2 separate regions of the Homo sapiens genome follow, and region 1 is linked to region 2. The links are chromatin contacts, found by Hi-C or POLR2A ChIA-PET in ENCODE. All regions are on one chromosome and are shown on one strand. Each heading gives the region's core, a stretch centred on a gene start or an enhancer-like site at or near the end of the contact. The rest is flanking DNA. Distances are from core to core; before and after follow the strand shown.

The links. A loop is a pair of places that touch in the nucleus more often than their neighbours do. ChIA-PET counts read pairs that join two places held with the same protein, here RNA polymerase II (POLR2A). Pooled maps may share reads with other maps.
Region 1: a pooled map shows a loop between it and region 2 (2.5-fold over the local background). The contact joins two enhancer-like sites. A Hi-C loop is called at or near these places in 5 of 50 pooled maps. POLR2A ChIA-PET finds 5 or more read pairs at or near these places in 2 of 52 experiments (HEK293 and MCF 10A).

What each region holds. Positions count from the first base shown.
Region 1 is chr12:119,707,795-119,711,745 of GRCh38, forward strand. It overlaps CIT (citron rho-interacting serine/threonine kinase), which reads right to left. Exons shown (of 48, transcript NM_001206999.2): 38 at 2,746-2,826; 39 at 2,457-2,592; 40 at 385-524. Among named protein-coding and RNA genes, the nearest start is that of MIR1178, 4.0 kb to the right of the region's middle. Within about 2 kb of position 2,702, at least 4 of the 41 ENCODE cell types and tissues checked have a DNase peak (open chromatin) inside an H3K27ac peak, as active enhancers do.
Region 2 is chr12:120,084,524-120,088,388 of GRCh38, forward strand. The region is part of intron 8 of BICDL1 (BICD family like cargo adaptor 1); the gene reads left to right. Among named protein-coding and RNA genes, the nearest start is that of RAB35, 30 kb to the right of the region's middle. RefSeq lists an enhancer at 2,802-2,881. Within about 2 kb of position 2,573, at least 21 of the 41 ENCODE cell types and tissues checked have a DNase peak (open chromatin) inside an H3K27ac peak, as active enhancers do.

The DNA of each region.
Region 1 (3,951 bases), core at 1,452-3,951, 380 kb before region 2:
CGGCCAGGCCATTGCAATCTTACACAAAAAATACTTCTGCAAGGACATCCGCCCAGTGACTATCTGTCCAACCTTAGACAAGCGTCAGTCTTGTTATTAATCTTTGAAGCCAAGGATAATTATTTCAAAAAGACTATGGAATCCTCACTTACAAACCTCTGTCTTCCTTTATCTCCCTAGATACCCACATAGTTTACAATGGCACGTGTATTCCCATTGCAAAGCCCTGTTCCCAAATCAATCTCTTTTCTTTCAAGAGAGCCCCTCTCTGTTTGTTATTTAAGTTGACACTATCTTGAAGGTCAAATCAACGAGCTCTGTGGGAAGAGAGGTAGTGTCAATTTCCAGAACATTCCACCAGCTAGGACTCTGAGGGGAGCTTACCTTGCCTGCCCCAAACAAGTGGCAGCCCTTGACAGCTTCAAAAATGTTGGGTGAGATGTCGGGCTGGGCAGGCAGGTGGGACTGGGCCAGGGACTGTTTCACTTTCTTCACGTCCACAAGACACAGTGCCCGCTCTTCTCCTGAACAGGAAAAGGAACAACCTCTCGTCAGTGTGAAGCCGTTAAGTAAAGGTACGGGATGGTGGTTCTAGTTCTAGTCACAAGTAAAAGTCACAAGAGGCCACACAGATGATCTGAGTTTTCCACAAATCCATATAAACACATTTTAGGTCCATGATTTATTTATTTTTTTTTTTTAAATTTTTGAGACAGAGTCTTGCTCTGTTGCCCACACTGGAGTGCAATGGTACAATCTCGGCTCACTAAAACCTCTGCCTCCTGGGTTCAAGCAATTCTCCTGCCTCAGCCTCCTGAGTAGCTGGGATTACAGGTGCATGCTACCACGCCTGGCTAATTTTTTTTTGTATTTTTAGTAGAGATGGGGTTTCGCCATGTTGGTCAGGCTGGTCTCAAACTCCTGACCTTGTGATCTGCCCGCCTCAGCCTCCCAAAGTGCTGAGATTACAGGCGTGAGCCACCACGCCCGGCCCAAGTCCATGATTTAAATCTAAGACAATAACATTTGGCCTTTTAGTCAAGATTCTGAGGAGGGTGGAATTCTGCAGACATAAAATTGGAGAATGTGAACTGTACTTTCAAACATGCTCCCCAGCAAAGTAAAGAACGAATGTGTGAGGGAGGAATGAGGAGGCATTCTATGAAAAAACAGACTTGGACTATCCAAATATGTGGATGTCAGGAGAGACAAAAGGCTGAGGAACCGTTCAGATTAAAGGAGACTAGAGAGACATGATTAAATGCAATGCAAATTCTGGGACATTATAGAAGCCACAGGTAAAATCCAATTATGGGCAGCATAGCGGATACTTGTATTATAGTAAGGGTAAATTTCCTAAATGCAGAAATTATAGTATGTGAAACTATTCTATATGATACTCTATGTGTGGATACATGTCATTATATGTTTTTCAAAACCCATAGAATGTATACCACCAAGAAAGAACTCTATAATGTAAACTGTAGACTTGGGGTGACAATGATGTGTCACTGTCAATGTGTCAATGTAGGTTCACTGACTCTAACGAACGTATCACTCTGGTGGGGGATGTTGGTAGTGGGGGAGGCTATGCATATATGAGAACGGGGGTATATGGGAACTCTCTGTACCTTTCAATTTTGCTGTGAATCTAAAACTGCTCTAAAGAATAAAATAAGGAAGAGAGGAAGAGACGGAGGAAAAAGAGCTGAGATTAAGAAAGGCCAGTTCTTGTCCATAGTATGTCAGTCCCCGGATCCAGCCATGCCTGAAACAAGACCTAACTGTTGTTGTTTTGAACACTGAATCGATATATTACTCTTTTCCCCTTTAAAAATAATGTCACTAACACAGACAGAGAGAAATAAACTGTACCCTGGTTATGTGACAGAATGTCTTCAATCCTTAGGTTGATATACTGAAGAACTTGGCGTCATACCTGCAACTAACTCTCAAATGGTTCAGGAAAGAGAGAGAGAGAGAGAGAGAGAGAGTGTGTGTGTGTGTGTGTGTGTGTGTGTGTGTGTGTGTGTGTGTGTGTGTTAAGAAGACAGAGAAAAAAATTATGACAAAATATTAGCAAATGGTGACTTGAGAGAGATCACAGAGTTAACAGAGCAAGCAAGCTCTCAGAAGGTCAGGGCCCACGGTGGTTTCGTTGCAATCAGGACAAAGGGTTTGGCTTTAGATAGTCTTCGAGGCTTAGCACTCTTCACTTGGCCTAACAGTGGGATGTTCTTTGGGAATGTCAGACTGTGCTAAACTGGATACTGGAAGGGAACTGAATCTGGACAGAGGGGGTCCATTAGCTGAGGCTTGGGCATCTATGGGGACACAGAGATAAGAGCTACAACGGCTCCTCTCTACTATTTTGTGTTTTACGAGCATGAAACGTGGCTTCAACATATTGGCTCCCTTGAAAGTAAAGAAAAAACACCATGTCCTTGGCCTCACACCTGCTATCATGAGTAGCTTCTCCAGGTCCTTGATAATATAAATTTGGAAGACTGCTCCAATTCCTGGGACATGGGTTAGGGAGTTTTTCAAGACATTCAGGGCGTAGAGCCCTTCCTCGGTGCCCACCAACACCACCTGCAAGGGCAGAAGTCCGAAGGCAGAACATAAGCACGGTCACGTCACCAGAACAATCTCTAGTAAGAGCAACAAGGCCTCCACAGCCCTTTCTTTCTTGATGGGGTGTGGCTGTAACCAGACACCAGCTGGCCGTGCCCATGCAAGCATTACCTGGTCACTGAAGGGCAGCGTGCAGTTCATGTCTAGACGGTCATCACCTTCCAGTTTCAGCAGGGAGTTTCCAAGCAGTTTCTTTTCATAGGTGAAAGAAAAGAAAAACAGAAGACATCGTGAGGCTGATCTGTTTATGACCAAACCATCCAGAGAAACCAAGAGAAGGTTAAGGCCAAGTTATTCCTGGAAATGCTCAGAAACGCACATATGCTCTTAGCTCAGCCCGTATTTTGATCTGAGCTCCAAATGCAAAATGCGAGTGCTATTGGTATCTCTGGGGCAGCTGTTAATTAGCATCTGAGTTATAATTTGGCTGGGATGCAGAAATAAGGGAGGGTAGTAGACATGGAAAGCTATTCTGTAATAAGAAATAAGCTGAAGCTAAGGAGATTTCACCTGCGCAGGGTTAATAAGACACATGAAAGACTCCTTCCCCCATAAGGCTGCAGCAGAAGTGCAAAGGCGCCGTGTTAGCAGCGAGCCAGCACGCCTCTGCATCTCTTTACCTGAACCCAGGCAGGCAGAAGCTCGTAAGAAACACAGTCGCGGGCCTATTGTACACATATTAACAAGGATTTCAGTAAAAGCTCACGTGTGAAACGACCAACAAGTCATCCAAACAGGTCTAACCACTGAGTAAAGCCCTTTTCAGGAGGCTTGTGGTTAAGAATCTGCCAATTGCTAACACATAAAGTGTTTATTAGGAGTGAAGAGTCTGAAAAGAGCTGTTTGGTCTTCGCTGGAGCAAACGTCAATGAGCAATGAGCACTGTTTGTATCCTGGAACATTTTAGGTGGGGTGATGCCAATCACAGCACACCTACGTTTCTAACAGCTTAAGGATAAGTAGGACTCCAAACCTGCCTACGGAAGAGCAAATACTGCAAAAACAACTGAGATGCTTATGAAAAGCCTTCCTGGAGGGGACACAGCTGCCGGCAGCCTATTGTGCTGCTTCGTGGCCAAAGTGCTTCTAACTCAAGCCTTCAAACCAGACAAACTCATTTGAGTAAACAGGAGAGAGGATTTCCTTATAAGTACATTTGCTGCTGCATCACCACAACCAAGGTCTACAATGCCACCAGAGTAGGCTACTGATGCCGATTCCCCCATTCTTTTTCCTTTGCTTTTACAGTCCATGCCTCGCTCTGTTGCCCAGGCTGGAGTACAGTGGCACAATCGTAGCTCACTGCAGCCTCAAACT
Region 2 (3,865 bases), core at 1,323-3,822:
TGTAAATAAGATACTGTATGCTTTTGTAAAAAAAATAATATGACACACATTTTAACTTCTGACTTTAAAATTCCTCATACTCAGGCCAGTTGCGGTGGCTCACACCTGTAATCCCAGCACTATGAGAGGCCGAGGCAGGCAGATCACCTAAGGTCAGGAGTTTTGAGGCCAGCCTGGCCAACATGGTGAAAGCCCGTCTCTACTAAAAATACAACAATTAGCCAAGCATGGTGGCAGGCGCCTGTAATCCCAGCTACTCAGGAGGCTGAGGCAGGAGAATCACTTGAACCCGGGAGGCAGAAGTTGTAGTGAGCTGAGATCACGCCATTGCACTCCAGCCTGGGCAACAGAACGGGGACTCTGTCTCAAAAAAAAAAAAAAAAATTACTCATACTCTAACCTCACTTCCACACACACTTTCCCCCTCCCTTCTGTTCTCTTTCATCATTTTCATTATCTCTATTTCCGTTTTACCTTTGGGTCCCCTTTTCTTTCTGGTCAGAACCTCATGTCATGGTGTCTGTCAGTTTCTAGTTCATTTTAGAAATTATTCTTGGTGAATCCCACATAACGATGTATCTTTGCTGCTTGGATTTCCACTATATTTAGTTAATGGATACTTAAGTAACAGTGTGATAAGGCTGGGGTGCAGCGGCTCAGGCCTGCAATCCCAGCGCTTTGGGAGGCTGAGGCAGGTGGATCACTTGAGGTCAGGTGTTCGAGACCAACCTGGCCAACATGGTGAAACCCCATCCCTACCCAAACAAAAAAAAAAGAAGTAGCCAGGTTGGAGGATCACAAATTCAGGAGGCGGAGGTTGCAGTAAGCCAAGATTGCACCACTGCCCTCCAGCTTGGGTGACAGAGTGAGGCCCTATCTCAAAAAAAAGTAACAGTGTGATAGAGGAGGCAGCATACCTTTATGAATAACAGTGAAATTGTGTGATGGAATAAAATGGTAAAATGAAGATGCTTATCGTGGAAGTCCACTAGAAATCAAAAGCAGAAGGAGGCCAGGCAAGGGCGCCTGTAATCCTAGCACTTTGGGAGGCCAAAATGGGAGGATTGCTTGAGCCTAGGGGTTCAAGACCAGCCTGGGGAACATAATGAGACCCTGTCTCTACTAAAAATACAAATAAAAAATTAGCTGAGTGTGGTGGTACATTCTTGGAGTCGCAGAGGTGGGAGGATCACTTGAGCCCAGAAGGTTGAGGCTGCAGTGAGCTGTGATCATGCCACTGCACTCCAGCCTGGATGACAGAGCAAGATCCTGCCTCAAAAAAAAAAAAAAAAAAAAAAGGCAGAATGAAGATAGAAGTACACATGGGTTGGTTACCTTCTCTCAGACAAGAAGCTGAACATTAAGATCATATTCTGTCATCAGCATGGAAGGTGGGATGGAAGGTGGGGGATACAAACAGAGAAAGTGTCAGGGTGCAGGAGAGAAGAAGCAAGTTGTCCAGTCTTTCTCCCTTTAAAAAAAAAAAAAAAAAAAAGTAAAACCTAGCTCTGCCACCTGGGTGAGCAAATCTACATGAAACCTTGTAATGCATGCTCTTGCCTGCTTTCAAAGGAGGCCCAGTTACTATCCAGGAGTCTGATTAGACTTGCAAATTCTCCCCTCTGGAAGGATGCCCCCAGTAGGGAGAACTCTGGAGCAAGGGTCCTGTCCTTCCTGGACTCCTATAGAACAGGGCTGGCTGGGCAGTTAGGTTACTCTGGGAGGATAGTTCTTTTCCCATACCTTAGAAATGAATTTTTGTTATACAAGAATTGAGACGACAAGCCTAAGGAATCATTTAAAGAGGAAACCACACCCCCCATTTGTATAGTAACTTAGTTTTACCAGATACTTCTTCCATATACGTTATCTCTGATTCTCCATCCTGGCCGCACATTACAATCATCTGGGGAGCGCTCAGACACCAGGAACCTCACCAGAACAATACAGTTGAAATCACGGGGTGGGGTCAGTTGGGTGGGGCCCACTTCTTTCCCCCTTGATTTTAATGTGTAGTCAGGGGTGAGAATCCCTAAGAAATATAACTTCCTTCTCGTCACTGGGCTGCAGAAACCTTAAGGTGCACCTTCTCCTATACAATAAATGAGTTTCAGGAAAATTAAGTAGCAATTTTTTTATCTCCTTGCAGGTGAAGGGCCTTCACTAAAACCAAAAATAAATCTTGGGCTAGCAATCTGCCTTACAAAAACAAGTCAGTTACTAGTGGTTTCATTTGTAAAAAGGAATTATTCGAGCCCTTGGAATATTCCTATTTTTAAAATGTGATTAATGTGTTGATCCTGGTCTGGGGTTTCCCATGAATGACGAGCACTTATTCCTTGGTGAGCAAATGTCCCAACGGTGCAGCGCGTGGCCAGGATTGGAGGTCGTCCAGGCAGCCCCTGCCTCAGGGCGTTTTTTGGCAAGGAAGGGAACCCCACCATGCCCGGCGCTGCGCCGCGGCTGTAGCCCTGGGCCCATCTGTCCCTCGCCGGCAACGTTAGTCAGCACATTCCTGGGGCTCCCGCTGCTCTCGGCGCCACCTGCCGGGGGACGCCGGAAGCTCAGGAGGCTGTGGCTGTCGTGGGGCACCACGGGTTCTGACGCTACTGGAGGGGTGTCCATGGCAACCGATGCCGCGTGAGGATTTCCGCTGTTTGCTGCCAGCCAATAGCAGTGGGTGTGACGGAGGCAGCCTTCGGCATCTGAGCCCTCAGCATCCATTAGACGGGCTCGGGTCCCGTCGCTGCCGCAGTGGGCGGGGCTGACGCGGTGGCTGAGCTGTCTGGAGCGGTTTCTCTAGGGAAGGCAGGCGGGCCGGCGGGCGGGGCGCACTTGCGGTGTCGGCACAGGTGACTAATTGCTCGGTAGACCTGAAGCCAAAGAAGAAGTGCTGGTCGCAGCAGTGGCCTGAGCACTTTGCAAGTGGGATCCACCTGTTCCTTTTTCTGGCCGCACTTCGGTTAGTGCGGTCGGTGTTGTGAAGCTCGAGCTAGGCGGCCTCTGCAGGCGGATCCTCTAGCTGCCCTTGAGCCCTGCACATTAGTCGCTGGCCCTGTACAAGGAGCATGCTTTTGTTAGCTTTGCTGTTTTGAGTGCTTAAGGGAGCGATTAATGAAGGCAAGGGCTAAATAATACACGTTTCTGCAGTTGGGCAACCAGGGCTGCCTCTGCAGAGGTCCTTCCACCTTTATTCCCGTTCCCCTGCCCTCGAAAAAAATTAATTTTCTTTTGCATTGAACAGCCGTGATTTAGGAATGTTGGGAAAGGTGAACAAAGTAATACGTGAAACACAAATGTGAAAATAAAAAAATGCAAAATAATGTCGGAGGAGTTACCCATCAGTAATCATCACCCAGAGATAACCAACTAGACATTTTTGTGCATATCCTTGAACACACAGGCAGTTTTTTGTTTTGTTTTGAGACAGAGTTTCGCTCTTGTTGCCCAGGCTGGAGTGCAGTGGCGTGATCTTGGCTCACTGTAACCTCCGCCTCCTGGATTCAAGTGATCTCCTACCTCAGCCTCCTGAGTAGCTGGGATTACAGGCAGCATGCGCCACCACGCCCGGCAAATTTTTGTATTTTTAGTAGAGGCGGGGTTTCTCCTTGTTGGTCAGGCTGGTCTCGAACTCCCAACCTCAGGTGATCCGCCCACCTTGGCCTCCCAAAGTGCTGGGGATTAGAGGCGTGAGCCACAGCACCCTGCGGACACAGGCAGTTTTTGTTTTACAAAACTAGTATTATACTAGACCTTGTTTTCTGGTGCTTTTTCCACTCAGCAATATGTTATGAACTGTCAATAAATATTCTACCTCATGGTTTTTTGTGGGGTTTTGTTTTTATTTTTTTGAGACGGAGTCTTG